Regions from separate parts of the Homo sapiens genome. Here region 1 is linked to region 2. A link is an interaction called in ENCODE POLR2A ChIA-PET data of the cell type or tissue named here. Cell type or tissue: OCI-LY7. All regions are shown on one strand. Links, peaks and the distances in the headings refer to the core of each region. The heading gives the core; the rest is flanking DNA.

Region 1 (10,354 bases), core at 1,035-9,034, 60 kb before region 2:
TTCTGCCACGGGGAAGGGCAGGACTCAAGGTCCCTGAGTTTCTTCTGAACTCTCCAGCTCTGGGTCTCTTCCCAACCCTGAGGGGCTTGGTAGCCAGAGGCTACACCAGCACTAACCAATAGAAATACCACGCCACCACAAACGCAAGCCACATAGGTCATTTGAAATTTTCTTTCTTCCTTTTTTTTTTTTTTTTTTTTTTTGAGACGGAGTTTCGCTCTTGTTGCCCAGGTTGGAGTACAACGGCACAATCTTGGCTCACTGCAACTTCTGCCTTCTGGGTTCAAGCAATTCTCCTGCCCTAGCCTCCGGAGTAGCTGGGATTACAGGCACCTGCTACCACGCCTGGCTAATTTTTGTATGTTAGTAGAGATGGGGTTTTAACCACGTTGGTCAGGCTGGTCTGGAATTCCTGATCTCAGGTGATCCACCCACCTTGGCCTCCCAGAGTGCTGGGATTACAGGCATGAGCCACCATGCCCGGCCTTTTTGAAATTTTCTAGTAGCTCCATTAAAGAACTAAAAAGAGGCTGGGCGCTGTGGCTCATGCCTGTAATCCCAACACTTTGGGAGGCTGAGGTGGATGGATCATTTGAGGTCAGGAGTTTGAGACCAGCCTGGGCAACAGGGTGAAACCCTGTGGCAGGAGAATCGTTTGAACCCAGGAGGTGGAGGTTGCAGTGGGCCAAGATTCTGCCACTGCACTCCAGCCTGGGAGACAGAGCAAGACTATGTCTCAAAAACAAAACAAAAACAAAAACAAAACAAAACAAAACAAAAAAAACCTAAAAAGAAACAATTGAAGTAAAGTTTAATGATGTATTAACTTCAATATATAATCTAATCAATATAAAAACAACTGGTCTGGTGCAGTAGCTCGGGCCTATAATCCCCGCACTTTGAGGCGGGAGGATCACTGGAGCCCAGGAGTTCTGGCAACATAGCAAGAACACATCTTTACAAAAAATTAAAAAATTAGCAACATAGGGAGACCCCATCTCTAAAAACAACAACAACAACAACAAATAGCTGGGTGTGGTGGCCCATGCCTGTAGTCCCAGCTACTCGGGAGGCTGAGGTGGGAGGATGGATTGAGCCTAGGAGGTCGAGACTGCGGTGAGCCAACATCGTGCCACTGCACTCCAGCCTGGGCAACAGAGCTAGACCCTGTTTCAAAAAAAAAAAAAATGAGTGTTTTGAGGGGATACTGAGTCTTTGGAATCCTGTGTATTTTACACTCACAGCAGACCTCAGTTCAAACTAGCCACATTTTAAGAATTTGTGGCTACCATATTGGACAGGGCTGGTGAAGGCTGCTGGCCTGCTGGGGAGGCTGCATTGGCAGGTCACGTCCTCAGCTATGAGCTGGAGGAGGCAGGAACAGGGTGCATTTTCGTCTCTAGCCTGGGAGGAGTCCCTTGAAGGTCCTTAGGGTCTTTCCTTCGTGGTCGCACACGGCAAGCTTGGGGTCCAGGAAGACTCACACGGTTCCATGAGCATGGAGGCAACGACGGGTCCTTGGAGGTCTCGATTCCTGCCATCATAGGGTTTTGCATGGGGTAGGTGGTGTATGCGGGGTGGGAGGTGCCGGGATGGGGTTCCCGGGGCAAAGAAGGGTGGCGACCGGGCGCTGGAGTGGACTTTCTTTTTTTCACGTTGTTGTTGTTTTAAGAAAAAAACAAAACAAAACACCACAGATCAAGTTTTCTAACACCTCAGTTTCAAGATTGCACGTTTCACATTTCTCAGTAATTTACAGGCACCCACAGCGAGATGTTGCTTAGTGCTAGCTGGAGGGGCAAGCTCAGGTCTAGAAGGGAGAGATGCGTCCGGGTGGAGCAACACAGTTGGGCCCCAGGGAGTCTTGGAGGGACCTGAGGAAGCGGAGGGTTTTGTCTCCAGTCCTTTGGGAGGGATCCTCTCCTCCTCCAGGACTCATGGCTCTTTAGCCTAGGGATGGGGGAGGCCAGGACTGTTGGCAGCAACCTCACCAGGTCTGGATATGGGTTCCAGAGTTTTTTTCCAGCTTTTCCATGGAAGTGGTAGTTTGATCTAAAGGGGAAATCTTCCCCACTCAAGCCCCAGTTGAGGGGTGGTGGTGGTGGTGGTGGAGGTCAGGGGAGGTGGGATTTTCTCCTCCCCACCCTGGAAGATCAGGCTTCGGAGCATCGGGGAGGTAGTCAAGGGTCTTCAAAACCCACATGGTGATGGACGGAGGCACAAGAGTTCTTGGACCCCAGGCAGTTCTGGCCGCTTCCCAGGTCGGTTCCCTGGCTGGTTTGGCAACGTCAGCCTCCAGGTGTGTGGCAATGTGGGGAGAGGGGGCCGTGGCTGCTGGAGAGCCAAGGAGGGGTGGGGAGAGAAGAGCCACCCTGGCCCCTGGGTCCCAGAGCCTGCACCGCCCCAGCCCTCCGGGAACTGGGCTGGCTGTGCTCATCATGGCGGCTCCTTGTGGGACAAGGAAGAGCATGGAGATGGGTGCTAGAGCAAACCACGGTCCCATTCACTTCCTCGGGACCTGGATGCTGGCATACTCTGAGAAGGACAGCTCGGGCTTGGGGGCCAGCTGCTTGGGGGTCCGGTTGAGGTGCACCATGTCCAGGTCAGCATAGGTGAGGGTGTCCTCCGACGCAGGCTGCAGGCTGGTCTGAATGCTGGCATACTCTGTGTGGTTGTTGGGCTCCGCGGCCCGGGGAGCAGGCTTCTTCCCCTTGGGCAGGTTCAGGTCCGCATATGTGATATCATTTGTGTCCTGGGTTATTTTTCTGGCATTCTTCTCGGGTTCATGCAACCTTGTAGAAGAAGTGGAGCCCTGGGCTTTCTTCTGTCTGATTCGGACGAGGTAGAGAGCCTCCATCAGTAGGGCCACCAGCAAGGTGCACACCACGCCCACCACAATATAGATGTTCTGTTCATTAGGTCCAGTGTTCTCAGCGGCGGTATTTGAGCTCTGCTCCTTCAGGTGGGCTGAGACCTTCAGGTCATGGCTTTTGCTGACCGCTGACTGCCCGTCATGCTCCACCTGGCAGGTGAGCTTCACATCATCCCTGTGGGCAGATACATTCACCAGGAGCCAGCTCATCCAGTTGTAGGTGCCATCCTTGTTCTCTGTAAGAGTTGAGGCCGTTTCTGTCCGGGACACATTGCCGTTCTCCAACCAGGTCAACTGTAGTCTCTGGGGGTAGAATTTCGTCACCTGGCAGGTGATATTCACCTGGTTCTCTGCCCTCATGGGCTGTTGAGTAACCTCCAAGGTGGGTGGAACTTGGATAGTCTCAGACAAGTTGGCAGTCCCACGAAAAGAGTCCCCCCGCAAGGTGACGTGGGCCACCTCGCAGATGACTTGAGAGTGAATGTCCCCGCGGGTCAGCACCACATTGGCTGTGCTGTGGATGCTGTAGGACACGCTCTCTCTTGCGGGGTCCACGTTGGTCTGGAAGTCTGAGAGCTGATTCCCATTTTTGAACCATTTCAGGCTGATGTCTCTGGGTGAGAAGCCATGAGACTCGCAGGTGAAGCTCACTGTGTGGTCAGGTGTGGCCCTCGCTGCGGGGCCCGATACCACGGGGGCAGAGGGTTTGGCACGCACAGACAGCTCAGTGCCTGCTCCAGACTTCAACTCCACGTCAGGGCTCCCTTTCTGGAACTTCACACAGTAGTAGGTGCCGGCATCTGCTGGGGTGATGTTACTGATGCAGATGGAAAAGTCCATGTTGGTTCTCTTTGTGAGATCTGAAACAGTTGTTACCCGGGGGAAGTGGCCTTCTTTTTGATGGTAGATTAATTTCCGGCCTGGTCCAGCTCCTCTGAACCGTTGGATGGGCCCCACAGGGTTCAGGGAGGTCACAGTGCACTGCAGAGCGGCCGACTCTCCAGCTGCAACTGATACAGACTTCTCAGGCTGAATCACCTGCAGCTCCTCCTCACCCGCCACTCCTGACCAGGCGCAGGACGCGGGGAGCAGCAGGCAGAGCAGCGGCCCGAGGCGGCCGGGGACCGGCCCGCGGGCTCCATGGGCCGCGGCTACGCCGCCCGCGAGGGCTGGAAGGCACTAGAAGCGCCGCCGGGGCTGCCCAGAGGCCGGGTCCCCGCTCCACTTTGCGCAAACTTGTTTTTCTGAGGTCAGCGCTGCGAGCTGGCTACATCGTCCTCTTAAGGTGGCCTGGGGAAGTTGCGGCCGACCTCCCCTCGCCTCCGGACTCCGGCCGCGCGGCTACTCCCGCTTCCCACTGGCGAGAGGCTGGAGGCGGCGAAGGAGTCGGGGAGTGGAGGCGCGGGGGTGGGGGGGTGTCTGCCTTTTAACCCTCCCCAAGAGGTCGTGCCTCTGAGCCCCAAAGCTGAAGGCCCCTCTTGGGGGTGGGTGCGGGCCGGAGGGGACCGATCCTTTCAGAGCCGTGCCGAGGTGAAGGAAAAGCTGGAGTGGACTTTCTGGTAGGGTCGCGAGACGGATGGGGAGGGTCGCGGTGTGGGCAGGGTGGGGCCCAGGTCCAGGCTGGGGACGGGGTCTGAGCCGGGCGTCCCCGCCCACCGGCCTGCCCTTTCGCGTCCTGCCCTTCGGTGCCAAGAACAGGCACAATTTCTCCTGTGCCTGTTCTTGGTTTTCTTCCTCAAGGTAGTGTGTGTAAAGCTGTGTGTTGGTAACTTGACCCATTTCCTTAGAAAATGGCTGAATGTGTTGCTGATGTATAGCAATACCAGATAATTTGTTTTTTGTCCATGAGAGTGAACAGGAAATTTATTTATTCATTTATTTGGAGACAGGGTCTCACTCTATCACCTAGGCTGGAGTGTAGTGGTGAGAACATGGCTGACTGCAGCCTCAAACTCCTGGGCTCAAGCAACCCTCCCACCTCAGCCTCCTGAGTAGCTGGGACTACAGGCACGCACACCACACCCAGCTAATTTTTAACTTTTTTTTTTTTCTTTTTTGAGATGGAGTCTGGCTCTGTCACCCAGGCTGGAGTGCAGTGATGTGATCTTGGCTCACTTCAGCCTCTGCCTACCAGGTTCAAATGACTCTCTGCCTCAGCGTCCTGAGTAGCTGGGATCACAGGCGTGTGCCACCATACCTGGCTAATCTTTGTATTTTTAGTAGAGACGGGGTTTTGCCATGTTGGCCAGACTAGTCTCGAACTCCTGGCCTCAAGTGATCCACCCACCTCGGCTTCCCAAAGTATTGGGATTACAGGCGTGAGCCACTCCTATCAGCCAGAACAGTTTTTATTTCTCTTTGATGAAAAGCAATTAAACACCATTCATACCTTAATAAAGCTGGGAGGGGAGTATGATTAAAATCTAGCTTAAGGATGATTGTGGCCTTTAGAAGTTGTGTTTCTTAGTATCCAAGAAGATGATTATAAAAATAAAATTAAAAAATAAATAAAAATTTTTTTAAAAGTTGTGTTTCTTGAATTGTATGAATCTTTTAAAAAGAAAACAAAGTATAAACAAAGCTAGGGGAAAAGTCTTACAAGTTGTTCAAGTGTGAATTCGCATCTGATTATATCCCCATAAAGCTGTTAGTTTTAATTAAAAAAAAGTTCAAGTAATTGAATTTTTTTTTTTTTTGAGATGTAGTCTCACCCTGTTGCCCAGGCTGGAGTGCAGTGGTGCAATCTCAGCTCACTGCAGCCTCCGCTCTCTGGGTTCAAGCAATTCTTGTGCCTCAGCCTCCTGAGTAGCTTTGATTACAGGCGCCTGCCACCACGCCCAGCTAATTTTTGTATTTTTAGTAGAGATGGGGTTTCACCGTGTTGGCAAGGCTGATCTCGAACTCCTGGCCTCAAGTGATCTGCCCGCCTTGGCCTCCCAAAGTTCTGGGATTACAGGTATGAGCCACTGCACCCAGCCAATTGATTTTTTTTTTTTTTTGAGACAGGGTCTTGATTTATTGCCCAGGCTGGAGTGCAGTGACATGATCTCAGCTCACTGCAATCTGTGCCTCCTGGGTTCAAGCGATTCTCCCACCACAGCCTCCCAAGTAGCTGGGACTACAGGCGTGCGCCACCACACCTGGCTAATTATTGTATTTTTTGTGGTAATGAGGTTTCACCTTGATGCCCAGGGTGGTCTCAAACTCCTGAGCTCAAGCAATCCACCTGCCTCGGCTGGCCAAAGTGCTGGGATTACAGGTGTGAGCCACCTCACCTGGCCAAGTAATTGATCTTAATGCCCATGAGTTCAAAATACAATACTCAAAAAAAAAAAAAAAAAAAAAAAGGAACAAAAAGGAGGGGCAGTGTTCTGCATCAGGAAAAGGACATTCTGCTTAGACCTGAGATAACCCTCTTAAAAGACAATTGAAGTCAGAAATTGAAATAAAAATTGCTCATGTTGGCTAAGAAGGCGCATCACCATTTCCAGCCTCAGTTTCCTCACTTAGCGAATTGGTATAATGGCAGTGTCATGTCAGGATTCATTTAAGGCTTAGCCCAAGGCCAAACCCTCTTTCATATTCCTTTAGACAAAGGTTATCAGTCCATTTTTGGTGGGGGGCCAAGGAAAGTCTTTTGAGGATCCATCTGGGGCCCAAAGAGAATAAGACCCAGAGAGAGGGGAGTGACTCAGGCAAGGCCACAGTGGGACCTGCTGACTCTTTGTCCGGTGCTCTTTTCCTTACCATATTCATCAGTGTTGGAGGCTGGCTTTAGCCTACAGTCAATGACATCCACCCAGGAGTGGCCTCTCAGCTCTCAGACCCTGCAGGGTGGGCCCAGGGCCAGCTGAACTGTCCTAACCAACTCCCAGGCCAGGTCAAGCCACCCCTCACTTGGGCGTGGCTGATGGGTGCCAAACCATGTCTTTACATTGAAGGCTTCTAAGTCACAGTCCATCATTTCAACCCTAACCTATCAGGTACACAGCTCAGCCCTGCTTAAGTGTGGGAGGGAACGGTCAAAGACAAAATTAAGACAAATTCAGTTTAAAGATCTCAATTATCTTTATTGCAATTCTAGAATCAGGCAACTGGCTCTGCCACTCACTGGCTGTGTGACACTAGGCAAGTTGCTCAACCTCTCTGAGCCTCAGACTCTGTGCACTTTATCCTCCCACCTGACCTGGCCTGAAGGCTTCCTAAGGATGAAGATCAGGGCACTAAAGAGGGCCCCTCCCTGCCCCCACATCCCTGAGTCAGGCTTGTAAAGCTTCTCTGTGTTTAATCCACATTTAATTCTCTCTGATGTTTAGTGTAGTAGGTTCTTTTTTTTTGAGACAAAGTCTCACTCTTGTCCCCCAGGCTGGAGTGCAATGGTGGGATCTCGGCTCACTGCAACCTCCGCCTCCTGGGTTTAAGCGATTCTCCTGCCTCAGCCTCCTGAGTAGCTGGGATTACAGGCACCTGCCACCACGCCCGGCTAATTTTTGTATTTTTAGTACAGACAGGGTTTCACCATGTTGGCCAGGCTGGTCTCAAACTCCTGACCTCAGGTGATCCTCCCACCTCTGCCTCCCAAAGTGCTGGGATTACAGGCGTGAGCCACCGCGCCTGGCCTGTAGTTGGTTCTTTATATCATCCCATTTTCAAGACGGAGGAAACAAACTGTTATGGCTTGACCCGGACCCTGATCCTCCCAGCCCGAGTGGGACCTCTTCACTCAGACATCCCCTTCCTCAAGGACAGTTGAGACCTGCAGGACCGAGGGTGGTTGGCCTCTGACCCAGGTCTCTCCCTGTCTGTCCTCAGTTCCGGGAGAACATCCAAGATGTGCTATCTGCGCTGCCCAATCCTGATGACTACTTCCTCCTGCGCTGGCTCCAAGGTAAGGATAGAGCGTGGGGCTGGGGTAGGGTCAATGGCATGAAAGAGGAGTGTATTTGGTATCTATTGAGTGTATCAAATTACTCCAAAACATAGCCATTTAAAACAACTGCAAACATTTATTATCTCTCGTGATTTCTGTGGCCAGGAATTATGGAAAGGCTTAGTGGGGTGTTTCTGACTCAGGGTCTCTCATGAGGTTGCAGTCAAGATACCCATCGGGGATGCAGTCATCTGAAGGTTTGATTGGGACAGGAGGATCTGCTTCCAAGGTGTCAAACATAGTTGGCAAGTCTGTGCTCGCTGTTGGCAGGAGGCTTCAGTTCTTCCTCACAGGGCCTGCTCAAGCATCCTCACAACATGGCAGTTGGCTTCCCGCCATAAGTGATCCCAGTGAGCAGGGAGGAAGTGGTGGTATCTTACAGTGAAGCTTTCTGAGTCACATTCCATCATTTCTTTTTTCTTTTCTTTCTTTCTTTTTTTTTTTTTTTTGTTGAGACGGAGTCCCACTCTGTTGCCCAGGCTGGAGTGCAGTGGCGTGATCTCGGCTCACTGCAACCTCCGCCTCTCAGATTCAAGCAATTCTTGTGCCTCAGCCTCCCGAGTAGTTAGGATTCATGTGCCACCATGCCCAGCTAATTTTTGTATTTTTAGCAGACAGGGTTTCCTCATGTTAGCCAGGCTGGTCTCAAACTCCCGACCTCAGATGATCCACCTGTCTTGGCCTCCCAAAGTGCTGGGATTACAGGCATGAGCCATCTCGTCTGGCCAAATTCCATCATTTCTACAGCAATCTATCAGGTACACAGCTCAGCCCTGCTCAGTGTGGGAGGGAACTGTCAAAGACAGAATAATGACACATTTGGTTTAAAGATTTCAATTATCTCTATTGGAATTCTAGAATCAGGCAACATTTCATGTTATGAGATAGAATAAGTGCTCCGATGAGTCAAGCAGAGGAGTTTGGCTTTATAGACAGAAAAGGGGCTGAAGAAAGCAGAAACAGAACAAAAGGCAGATCTATCATTTCAAAGCTACAGTACTTTTCTGGTAAGGCAAGGACAGGGATACAGAACAATAGAAAGATAACTGATTGGTTAACATCAGGTGACTTCAGGTTACTCTTTGCTGTAAGGCTAAAAACAGAGAGAACTTCATTAACATACCAGCTGAAGATTGTAATTGGCCTGTTAGGGAAATTAGGCTTGCTCGCTCGCTCTCTCTCAAACAAGGTCTCACTCTGAAGCCCAGGCTGACATCAGCTCACTGTAGCCTTGACCTCCTGGGCTCAAGCGATACTCCCACGTCAGCCTCCCTAGTAGCTGGGACTATAGGAGCTCGGCACCACGCCTGGCTAATTTTTGTGTATATTTTTTGCAGAGACAGGGTTTCGCCATGTTGCTCAGGCTGGTCTAGAACTCCTGGACTCCAGTAATCCACCTCCCTCAGCTTCCCAAAGTGCTGGGATTACAGGCATGAGCCACCGTGCCTGGCTAGGCTATCTCTCTTGATTTCTCAAGTCAGATAACAACTCAGTTTCAGTTTAGCGAGCATGGGTGACTCCATCTTGATTTTTGGTCTTGTCTGTTGGGACCTAGTGCTGGAGTTTAGTACAAAGCAATGGCCTCCTATGATTTTTGTTTAGCAGAGCAGGGAGTGAATACTAGGTGAGGATCACTGATGGTCATCTTGGAGGTGGCTAGTACAAGGAGTGGAAATACTTTCATATTTTGAGCACTTATTCTGTACCAGGCACTGGGTACAGCAGTTTTTATGTATTATTTCCTTTTTTTTTTTTTTTTTTTTGAGTCAGAGTCTCACTGTCACCCAGGCTGGAGTGCAGTGGCAGAATCTTGGCTCACTGTAACCTCCGCCTCCTGGGCTCAAGTGATTCTCCTGCCTCAGCCTCCTGAGTAGCTGGGTTTACAGGTGCCCGCCACCACAACTAGCTAATTTTTGTTTTTTAGTAGAGATGGGGTTTCACCATGTTAGCGAGGCTGGTCTCGAACTCCTGACCTCAAGTGATCCACCTGCCTCAGCCTCCCAAAGTGCTGGGATTACAGGTGTGAGCCACTGTGCCCGGCCATTTATCTATTATTTTCTTTCTTCTCTTTCCCTCCTCCTCCTCCTTGTTCAACCCAATTAGGTAGGTATTATTGTTAGCTTTGTTTTTGCATTGGAGGAAGCTGTGGCTTACAAAGGTTAAACCACTTGACCAAGGTCGCTATGCTAGCAGGTGACAAAGTCAGGTCAGTCTGACATTAGAGGCCAATTGCTTAACATCTTCTCATAAAAAGAGTTTGGGGACCAGGTTAGGGAAGAGGTTTGCTCTTGAGATAAATGTCAGAATCCCAGGAATCTGAATGCACAGACAGGATTCTCAGTGGCCCTGAAAATGTGGCTGCAACTCCTACACTTAAGACTCCTTCCCTGGGGGGTTCGTAGGGGGTGGGCGGTAGGGCTGGAGTCGGTTTCAGCTGCAGTAAGAAAACCACTATGAAACCATGTTGATCATCACACCTGCTCCTACTATTGCAGAGTACACAGGAATTCACATCCCTGAATGTTGAGCCCAGAATACTTAATCTGTGATGA
Region 2 (10,354 bases), core at 1,170-9,169:
ACACCAGTGATCAGTTATCAAGTGGGTGCATTGTCACCATGCATGCTTGGTTGGGGGCAGGAGCCAAACTCTGGGGGAGCACCCAGCCAAGAAACCTGACAAGGGGTCACGTATGCTTTGTCCAAGGAGGAGGTGACCCTGAAGGGAGAGCTGTCGGATGTGCGGGATGATGGCAGGCGAGCCTTCCAGACAGGAATGGGGGGTGGGCGGTCAGTGGGGCAGGGGTGTCAGAGGCCAAAGGAAAGCTGGAAGGGCTCTCCCAGCCTGGGGCAACGCTGGTAACAACTCACTGGTATTTCCTATTTCTTCATGGATAACTGTGTACACATTAAATAGTTATTAATAATTAATAAAACCATTTTATAATGCCGGTTACAAAACAGCCGTGTAGTTTGTCAGGAAAGAATGGCAAAATCTTGGCAGGAGGCCACAGATCAAAACTCTTGCTCAAAATGAGGCAATTGGAAATACCCAGGCCTCACCTGTCCAGATAATGGAGGTGGGACCTGCTCTCCCTAGCCCATCTCCTCCCTGGAAGTCCCCACAGTCTTTGGGGAGAAGCAGGTGAGGAGGGCAGCAGGTCAAGGACCCATGGGCGTGTTTTCCTTTTTTTTTTTTTTTTTTTTTGAGATAGGGTCTTACTCTGTTTCTCAGGCTGGAGTGCAGTGGCCCAGTCATAGATCACTGCAGCCTTGAACTCCGGCAAAAACCATCCTTTTGCCTCAGCATCCTGAGTAGCTGGGACCACAGGTGTGCACCACTGCACCTGGCTAATTTTTTTTTTTTGGAAATGGGGTCTCACTATGTTGCCCAGACTGGTCTCGAACTCCTGGCCTGAAGTGGTCCTCCCACCTTGGCCTCCCAAAGTGTTGGAATTACAGGCGTGAGCCACCACCCCAGGCCCCAGGGTTGCGGGTGTTTCAATGGCTGTTGGAGAGGCTCACCTGCCCCAGCCCACCTCACTGCCCAAGGAGCCCAAGCTAGGGAGGACACCACTGTAAGAAAGTCTAGGCAGGTGCTCAGAGTAGGTCTTCACCAGAGCTTCATGGCACAGCACTCCACAGTTTGCACAGCCGCTTCACATTAAGTCCTGAAGCAGACAGAGATTATAGCCCCATTTTACAGGCCAGGAAACCGAAGCTCAGCAGGGGGCAGTGCCTTGGCCAAAGCCTCTGTGTCCAGTGAACCAGTACCCAGGTCAGCTGCCGCTGGTGCCCCCAGCCTGCAGTAGGGGAGACGAGGGTTGATGGCGTGTGGGCCCCTGCAGGGAAGGCCAGTGTGGGGCAGGGGGCCACACAGTGGGACAAAGTGAGGTGCTGGGTTCCTGGGGTGGAGGGAAGGCCCAGGATTGGGAGAAAGCTGCTCAGACGTTTGTGCATCTCGGTGGGAAGTGATGGTGCCAGCTCCATGCCCAAATACCGACTGTGAGCCAGGCCCAAGCTGAGGCAGGAAGCACCATCCGCAGCCTACAGATGAGGAAAGTGAGGCTCAGGGCAGGAAGTGAATTATCACATCACACAACACAAAGCGGGAGAGGTAAGCCGTGAATCTGTGTCCATCTACCAGACCGCACACTTGGTGTGCGGGTAGGGAGGAGGCCCGGCCCAAACTGAGCGATGCTCAGGGGACTTCTGCTTTTAACCACCAGGGGGCAGTGTTGGGCCAGCCGCACCCCTGTCCACCAGGAGCGTGAACTGGGGTGGCCCTTAGCATGGGCTCATTGGAAGGTTACTTTCCAGGCCGGTTGAAGCCAAGTTCACCAGGCCCAGGCTGTTCGTGGGGCCACCTGGAGTGGCGGAAAAAGGCAGCCTGACCTCGTTTTAGATCCTGGGTCTGTCACTTGCAGGCTCCGTTTCTTTTTCTTTTTCTTTTTTTTTTGAGACAGGGTGTCACTCTGTTGCCCAGGCTGGAGTGCAGTGGTACAATCATCACTGTAGCCTCGACCTCCTGGGCTCGGGTGATCCTTCCACCTCACCTCCTGAGTAGCAGGGACTACAGGTGTGCACCACCATGTTTAGCTAATTTTTTATTTTTTGTAGAGATAGGGTTTTGTTATGAAGCCCAGGCTGGTCTTGAACTCCTGGACTCAAGCAATCCTCCCACTTTGGCCTCCCAGAGTGCTGGGGTTACAGGTGTGAGCCACCGTACCCTCTCTGTGCCCATTTCTACCCACTCCTGTCCAGATTCCGCAGGGCAGCCAGAATAAAATCTTTCTGAAATGCAAATCTGATCACATCATTCTCTGCATAAGCCCTTCTCTAGTGCCCCACGTACCCCTGGGTAAAATCAGCCTCAGTGGTAGCTTGCAAGGCCCTCTGCAACCTGGCCACTGCACCCCAGTTCCAGACACATCCCATGACTTAAATTCACCAATTCATCAAGCTCTTTCCTGCCCCTCTGCCTTTGCTCATGCTGTACCTTCAGCCTAGGACTCCCTCTCCAACCTTGTTAAATGCACGCTCAAGGGCACTGGAACCCTGTCTTGAAAGGCCTTCCCTAGGCCACACCGCCACCCAGGCCCTATCAGTTAGGGTCCCTTCCCCACACCCCAGCTGCACTTCCCAGAGGTTCCAAAAAAAAACCAGATACCATTTACTAAGCACCTGCATAAGCTTGTGGCTCTATCTATGCCACTTTGTTTAATCTTCATGGCAGCCTTATAAAATAAACATAGACCAGGTGCGGTGGCTCACACCAGTAATCCCAGCACTTTGGGAGGCCGAGGCGGGCGGATCATGAGGTCAGGAGATCGAGACCATCCTAGCCAACATGGTGAAACCCCGCCACTACTAAAAATACAAAAATTAGCTGGGCATAGTGGCACACACCTGTAATCCCAGCTACTCGGGAGGTTGAGGCAGGAGAATTGCTTGAACCGGGGAGGTGGAGGTTGCAGTGATCCGAGATCGCGCCACTGCACTCCAGCCTGGTGACAGAGTGAGACTCTGTCTTAAAATAAAATAAAATAAAATAATAAAATAAACATAATTATTCCTGTTTTACAGGAGAGGAAAGTAAGGCTCAGAAACAGACATTTGCTCAGTGGTGGCACCAGGGTTGGAACTCAGGATGTCTGACTCCAGAGACTCCATGTGCCTTCCTGGACCATTTACCACCAGAGCCATGTGCTTCCCTGGACCGTCCACACCCAGGTTGGGTCATGCCAAGAGCACCGCCAAAGGGCAGAGTCTGGCAGCATGACCCACTACTTCAGAGAGACCCAAGAAGAGGGTAGAGCAGGGTAGCCACAGAACAGGGGAGAAGCAACAGGAAAGAATGGGCTCGCCTAGCTGTGTCCTAGTCTTGGAGCTGAAAGCAGGCTGGGTGACTAGCCTCGTAATAGCGGTAAAGGCCTACACTGTTGATCACTTACCATGTGCTAGGCAGTAGGTGAGGTAGCTTATTGGTCTCTTCTACACTGGTCATCTCAGTACCCTGTAAGAAGGAGATGTTACCAGCTTCAATTTCCTTGTGAGACTCAAGATCACACAACACATTAGAGGTGAAGTTAAGATTCAAATCCAGATAGCCAGGCCCATGTTTCAGCAGCATCCATTTCTGAACTATTTGTGGATTATTTGCCCAGGGTTGGGAGAGGAATGACAACTGCTTGGGCTCTTTTGTTGGTGATCACCCTCAGACCCAGGTCCTCTCCCCAGTAGCCTTAGGCACTACAGGCTTTCCACAAATGCCAATGAAAACAGAGACCAGTTTGGCATGAAGAATTTGGGACACTTGATGCCCTTTGGGTAACCCCAGGCATTGTGGGAAGAGATGTGCCAGCTCCAACCCTAGACAACATACAAATTAAGGCCTCTTTCACTTTATAGAATCATTCACTGTCCTCCCCCATGTTCCTGTAACCATAGCAACCCATTCCTGTAATAAATAGCAAGGGTGTTGTATGAAAGAGGAAAGGGAAATCCTTATGAACTTGACCAGGATTTGTGTTCCCACCTCAGAGGTCTTTGGAGTCTTCTCCAGAGTGTCTTGACTTCTTGGTGGCCATTGGTATTGCGTAGTACAGACAGCAGCAGCAGCAGTATCATCAACATCGTCATCATGATCATACTTAATTTTAATTTCTGAGAGAAGAAGGGAGATGAAACTAAGCAATAAAGAATCTGTATCAAGGCCAGGCACAGTGGCTCATGCCTGTAATCCTAGCACTTTGGGAGGCCGAGGCAGGCAGATTGCTTGAGCTCAGGAGTTTGAGACCATCCTGGGCAACCTGGTGATACCATGCACCACCATGCCCAGCTAATTTATTTTTGTATTTTTAGTAGAGACGAGGTTTCACCATGTTGGTCCGGCTAGTCTCGAACTCTTGACCTCAAGTGATCAACCCACCTCGGCCTCCCAAAGTGCTGGGATTACAGGTGTGAGCCACCGTGCCTGGTCCAATAGATAGACATTTTTAAAGTTTGACTAGACATTTCTCCATAGACAATATACAAATGGCCAATAAGCACATGAAAAGATGCTCAATTGCATAGTTGTTGGAGAAATGCAATTCAAAACCACAATGAGATACCACTTGACAGCCACTACAATGGCTATGATAAAAAAAAAAAAAGCAAATGGAAAATAACAAAAGATGTGAACGATGTTGGCAAGGATGTGAAGAAATTGCGGCCCTCATACACTGCTAGTGGGAATGTAAAATAGTGTAGCCACATTGGAAAATAGAAAGGCAGTTCCTCAAAGGTTAAATATAGAATCACTATACAAGCCAGCAATTCCACTCCTAAGGTTATACCCAAAAGAAGTGAAAACCTATGTTCCCACAAAAACTGATACAAAACATAGTCATACCAACATTATTCATAATAGCCAAAAAAGCGGAAATAACCCAAATGTCCATCAACTGATGAACAGATAAACAAAACGTGGTCTATCCATAGAATAGAAGATTATTCAGCCATGTAAAGGAATGAAACACTGATCCATGCTACGGCATGGATGAACCTTGAAGACATTATGCTAAGTGAAAGAAGCCAGACACAAAAGACCACGTACTATATGATTCCATTCATATGAAATATCCAGAATATGGACATCTGTAGAGATAGAAAATAGATTCCTGGCTGTCAGGGGCTGGAACAGAGCAGGAAATAGGAAATGAATGCTGCTGAGTACAGAATTATTTGAGGGTGAGGTGATGCGAATGTTCTGCAATTAGATAGTGGTGATAGTTGCAAAACCTTGTGAATATATTAAGTACCACTGAATTGTACACTTTGGGAATGATTGCTCTGACTCACCGCAGGCTGTTCACCCTCTCTGGATGGCGGTACCACTGCCCCCGCCCTCCTGCTCCTGCTGCTGCTGCTGCTTTTTGCAGGCACCCCCACCACCCCTGAGTCAATCCAAGAAACTGAGGTCATCAACCCAGGACCGCCTAGGGGCCAAACTTCTCCAGATCCCTACTGGAAGACTCTGGATGTGGGTGTTGGGGGCAGGAACCTGATGACTCTGAGCTCTCTGGCTCTAGAGATATTGATGAGTCAAGGGACCCCAAGATCATCCCTGAAGTGATCCAACCCTTGGTGCTTCTAGATAACCACATCCCTGAGAGGGCAGGGCCTGGGAACCTGGTCCCACTGAAACCAAGGAACTGGAGGACAACGAGGTCATCCCCAGGAGGATCTCACTCTCTGCGGGGGACCAGGATGTGTCCAATAAGGCACCCATGTCCAACACTGCCCAGGGCAGCAACATCTTTGAGAGAATGGAGGTCGTGGCAGTCCTGATTGTGGACAGCATCGCGGGCATCCTCTCTGCTGTTTTCCTGATCCTGCTTCTGGTGAACCATATGAAGAAGGATGAAGGCAGAAACGACCTGAGCAGGAAGCCCATCTACAAAAAAGCCCCTAGCAAGGAGTTATTACGCTTCTTCTATGAGCACTGGTTTGGACTTTAGGGGATAGGGAAGTCGGAGGATTTTGCAGAGTGGCCATTAGGATGCGGGAGGACAACCTAATAGTGTCTTGTTAGTATCTCCAGTTCCGGTTATCTTTATATATATTTATTATTATTTTTAAGACACGGTCTTGCCGTGTTGCCCAGGCTGGAGTGCAGTGGAGTAATCTTGGCTAACTGCAACCTCCACCTCCCCGATTCAAACAATTCTCCTGCCTCAGCCTCCCGAGTAGCTAGGACCACAGGCATGCACCACCACACCTGGCTAATTTTTGTATTTTTAGTAGAGACGGGGTTTTGCCATGATGGCCAGGCTGGTCTTGAACTTCTGGCCTCAAGTGATCCTGGGCCTCCCAAAGCAACGTGATTACAGGCGTGAGCCACCACGCCCAGCCTTCTGGTTACCTTTAAGTGTCTGGAGAAACATCGTCTTCTACTGTTCTGCCTGGATCTTCTTGGTTGTTGTTGTTATTGTTGTTTTGTGTGTTTTTTATTTTTATTTTTATTGAGACAGGGTCTCACTCTGATATGCAGTGGCAGAATAAGGGCTCACTGCAGTCTCGACATGGAATCAAGAATCAAGCAATCCTCCTGCCTCAGCCCCTCAAGTAGCTGGGACTACAGGCATGCGCCACCACACCCAGCTATTTTATATATATATGTATATTTTGTAGAGATGGGGTTTCACCATGTTGGCCAGGCTGGTCTCAAACTCCTGGACTCAAGTAAACCGTCTGCCTCGGCCTCCCAAAGTGCTAGGATTACAGGCATGAGCCACTGGGCCTAGCTTGCCTGGCTCTTCTTGATTTCTTGGGCCTCAGTTGCCCCCGAAGAAAAATAGAATTAAACTTGGCCTTTCTGAAGGCAAGAGTAGAATTGGATTATTTCTTTAACTTCCAGTTTAGAATCCAGGTCCAGCTTCAAACCCATACTGAACATGCCTCATCCAGAGCCCCTTTGAAGTCAGGGAGGAAGGGGTCTTGGGAGTCCTGGCTGAGGATGTGCTCCCATCAGCCAGGACTCACAACACCACTATCTAACTGCCGAACATTTTTATCACTCTGCCCCCGACATAATCTGCTCTCACAGGCTCACACTCTGGCAGGAATTGGGAGAAGGAGCTAGAACCATCTGCACCTTGAGATGTGTCTGTAAATGAGTACTTAGGATCATGCCACAGGAGTCTCCATAGTATATGGTATACCTTGGCCCATTCTAGGCTCCTTCAAGTGCCTTTTGGAAATCAACCTTTTTATCTGGGGAGGGAGGGTGAGAAAAAGAGCCAGAAGTTCATGTTGAAGTGGATTTGTGGAATATTTGCAAATCTACTTTTATTTTATTTTTTTGAGACAGGGTCTCGCTCTGTTGCCGAGGCTGGAGTACAGTGGTGCAATCACAGCTCACTACAGCCTCGACCTGCAGGGCTCAAGTGATCCTCTCACCTCAACCTCCAGAGTAGCTGGGACTACAGGCACATGCCACTGCACCTGGCTAATTTTTATTTTATGTGTTTTTTGTAGAGACAGGGTGTCATTATGTTTCCCAGGCTGGTCTCGAACTCCTGAGCTCAAGCGATCCTTCTGCCTCAGCCTCCCAAAATGCTGTCCTGCTTGGATCTTCTTGGTTGTGAATATGGAGGATTTTATTATAGGCATGAGCCAACACGCCCATCCATAAATCTATATTCAGTGGATTTTTTGAATGGTTCATTCCTTTGTGCAGAGTGTCTCTGCCTGAGCAAGACTTTGAGAATCCAAGATGTTCTTCATTCTCTCGTACATTTCCACAGCACCTGCTAAGTTTGTATTTAATGTTTTTTTTTTAAATTTTGCTTTGTTTGTTTCTTGAAAATAAGATAAAATCAGAGGAGATACTCCTTTTTTTGAGACAGGGTCTCGCTCTGTTGCCCAGGCTGGAGTGCAGTGGTGTGATCATAGCTCACTGCAACCTTGACCTCCCAGGCTCAAGCTGAAACAAGATAGTCCCCCTGACCCCTTTGAGGGACTCAAGAAGGGGTTGGCTGGTTTACTTAGCCTGCAGCTCTCAACCCCTCATGGTGGGGGAGCACACAGGTGAGTGGGTGCAAGGGCTGGGATGAATGCTTCTGGGCACCAGAAGTAGAACTCTGTGCAGCTCCATAGCAGCATCTAGCAGGGGTACCTGTGACCTCAAGAGCCTCAGAGGACATATGTTACAGTGTGCCCTTTTAGCTTTGCCACCCAGGGATGGCTTAAATGTTTACCAGCTCAGTGGATGGTGAGGGTGACAGCCTTTTGCACCTGCCCTCTTGGTACCTGAGTTCTTGTCCAGCATCCAGGAAGATTCAGATCACACAAATGAATTGAAGGGTGGTGAATATGGAGGATTTTACTGAGCAGTGGAAGTGGCTCTCAGCAGGATGGGGAGCTGGAACAGGGATGGAGTGGAAAGGCAGTCTTCTCCCAGAGTTCAGCTGTCCCTGGCGGAACTCTTCTCTGAAGTCTCGCTGTCAAGCCATCCCTCTGAAGTCAAACTGCTTCTCTCCGACACCTGGCTGCTGCTTCTCTTTTCTCCTTCTCTGCTGCTCCACTCTGCCACTGTGCCACCCCTCTGCCAACAGAGCCTGGGGTTTTTATAGGTAAAAGATGGGGGCTGGGGGCAGGCCAGAAAGCAACATTCAAGCTGGAAAACAGAGACAAAGTGAGAACACGTTGTGCCGTGGTCCAAGGCTTGAGGGTGTGGGCCTCTCCAGGGAACTTGCCATTTTCTGCCTAGCATTTTCCTGCTTCCTGTCCACATCAACACAATCCTCCCACCTCAGCTTTCCAAGTAGCTGGAACTACAGGCACACATCACTACGACCAGCTAATTTTTTGTATTTTTTGTAGAGACGGGATTTTACCATGCCGCCCAGGCTGGTCTCAAACTCCTGGGCTTAAGCTATCCATATACCTCGATGTCCTAAAGTGCTGGGATTACAGGTGTGAGCCACCACGCCCGGACTTTTTTTTTTTTTCTGAGACAGAATCTCCATCTGTCGCCCAGGCTGGAGTGCAGTGGTGTGATGTCGGCTCACTGCAACCTCTGCCTCCCAGGTTCAAGTGACTCTCCCTCCTCAGCTTCCCGAGTAGCTGGGATTACAGGCGCGTGCCATCAGGCCCAGCTAATTTTTTGTATTTTTAGTAGAGACGGTATTTTTAGTATTTTTAGTTGGCCAGGATGGTCTCGAACTCCCGACTTCAGGTGATCCACCCGCCTCAGCCTCCCAAAGTGCTGGGATTACAGGATTACAGGGGTAAACCACCGCACCTGGCTGAGTGAGCGAATTTTTGTGTGGCTGGGTGCATTTTGACCTCTTTTCTTGCCCCATTCCTGCTGCCTTTTTTTTTTTTCTTTTTTTTGAGACAGAGTCTCGCTCTGTCACCCAGGCTGGAGTGCAGTGGTGTAATCTCAGCTCACCTACTGCGTTCAATCAATTCTCGTGCCTCGGCCTCCTGAGTAGCTGGGACTACAGGCACCCACCACCATGCCCGGCTAATTTTTGCACTTTTTGTAGAGATGGTGTGGCGGGAGGGGTCTCACCATGTTGGCCAGGCTGGTCTTGAACTCCTGACCTCAAATGATCCACCTGCCTTGGCCTCTCAAAGTGCTGAGATTACAGGCATGAGCCACCACACCCGGCCCCTGGTGCCTTTTCACGGGGCTGGAATAGCTGAGGTAGCCCATTCTACCCTCTTTCTGCCTTCTGCCTGGGACCCAGCTGGCGTTCTTTGGTTTGCTTTCTCTAAGCTCTAGGCCTGTGCTATCCAACACAGTAACCACGTGTGGCTGTTTAAATTTAAGTCAACTAAAATCACATAAAGTTAATTCATTCCTCATGTGCTGGAACTGAACTGGAGTCTGCTCACCTGGCACAGTAAGACCAGATATCCATTCTGAGATTTTTGCAGCAATAGAAAGGAAAGTGTTTATTTGCAGGGCACCCAGCAAAGAGGACCAGGCAGCTAAGGCTTAAACTCTGACCTCCCCGATGGTTTGCAGGTAAGGGTTTTTAAAGGCAGTGGTAAATTTCAGGAGAGCAGAAGTTATAGGCAAAATCGTTGCATGGAGGTTACACACTGGTCTTGGCCTGAAACAGTGGGATATCACGCAGCTTGGGGCTTACAGGTCATAGGTAGAGTCAACGTTTTCTGATTTGCAATTGGTTAAAGTAAAGAAGGTTTGTTTAAAAATTTGGGATCAGCAGAAAAGAAGGTTAGCTTGGACTGGTGGGTGTGACTCCCACTAAGCCCTTCAGGAAGAAATTTACAACAAAGAGTTCAGTCTTCTCCCGATACTTTTGGGGAGGGGTCCAGGTTTCTAAAAAACAACTCAGAAACATATGCTAAGATGTTGTATTTAGTTTCTGTAGAGGAACCAAACCTCTGACTCTGACTTCCTTGGCTATTGTTTT

What was found. ChIA-PET counts read pairs that join two places held together with the same protein. Peaks named below come from ENCODE experiments on the same cell type or tissue, not always from the same donor. Only the 100,000 strongest peaks of a DNase experiment are listed, where the experiment ranks them.
Region 1: POLR2A ChIA-PET joins it to region 2 with 12 read pairs; 3 of 35 experiments call an interaction of 5 or more read pairs at or near these places.

Annotation. Positions count from the first base shown.
Region 1 is chr22:30,536,233-30,546,586 of GRCh38, reverse strand. It overlaps SEC14L6 (SEC14 like lipid binding 6), which reads left to right. Exons shown (of 12, transcript NM_001193336.4): 2 at 7,685-7,760. It also overlaps the pseudogene SIRPAP1. Among named protein-coding and RNA genes, the nearest start is that of SEC14L6, 5.3 kb to the left of the region's middle. RefSeq lists an enhancer at 2,991-3,983. In OCI-LY7, for the core only: no CTCF peak of the experiment used is centred there; no DNase peak of the experiment used is centred there.
Region 2 is chr22:30,476,859-30,487,212 of GRCh38, reverse strand. It overlaps LOC107985579 (a long non-coding RNA gene), which reads right to left and starts at 4,139. Exons shown (of 3, transcript XR_001755490.2): 1 at 3,958-4,139; 2 at 3,374-3,435; 3 at 829-1,466. It also overlaps the pseudogene SDC4P. In OCI-LY7, for the core only: CTCF peaks have their summits at 1,435 and 1,652 (motif pointing right); a DNase peak (open chromatin) is centred at 1,642.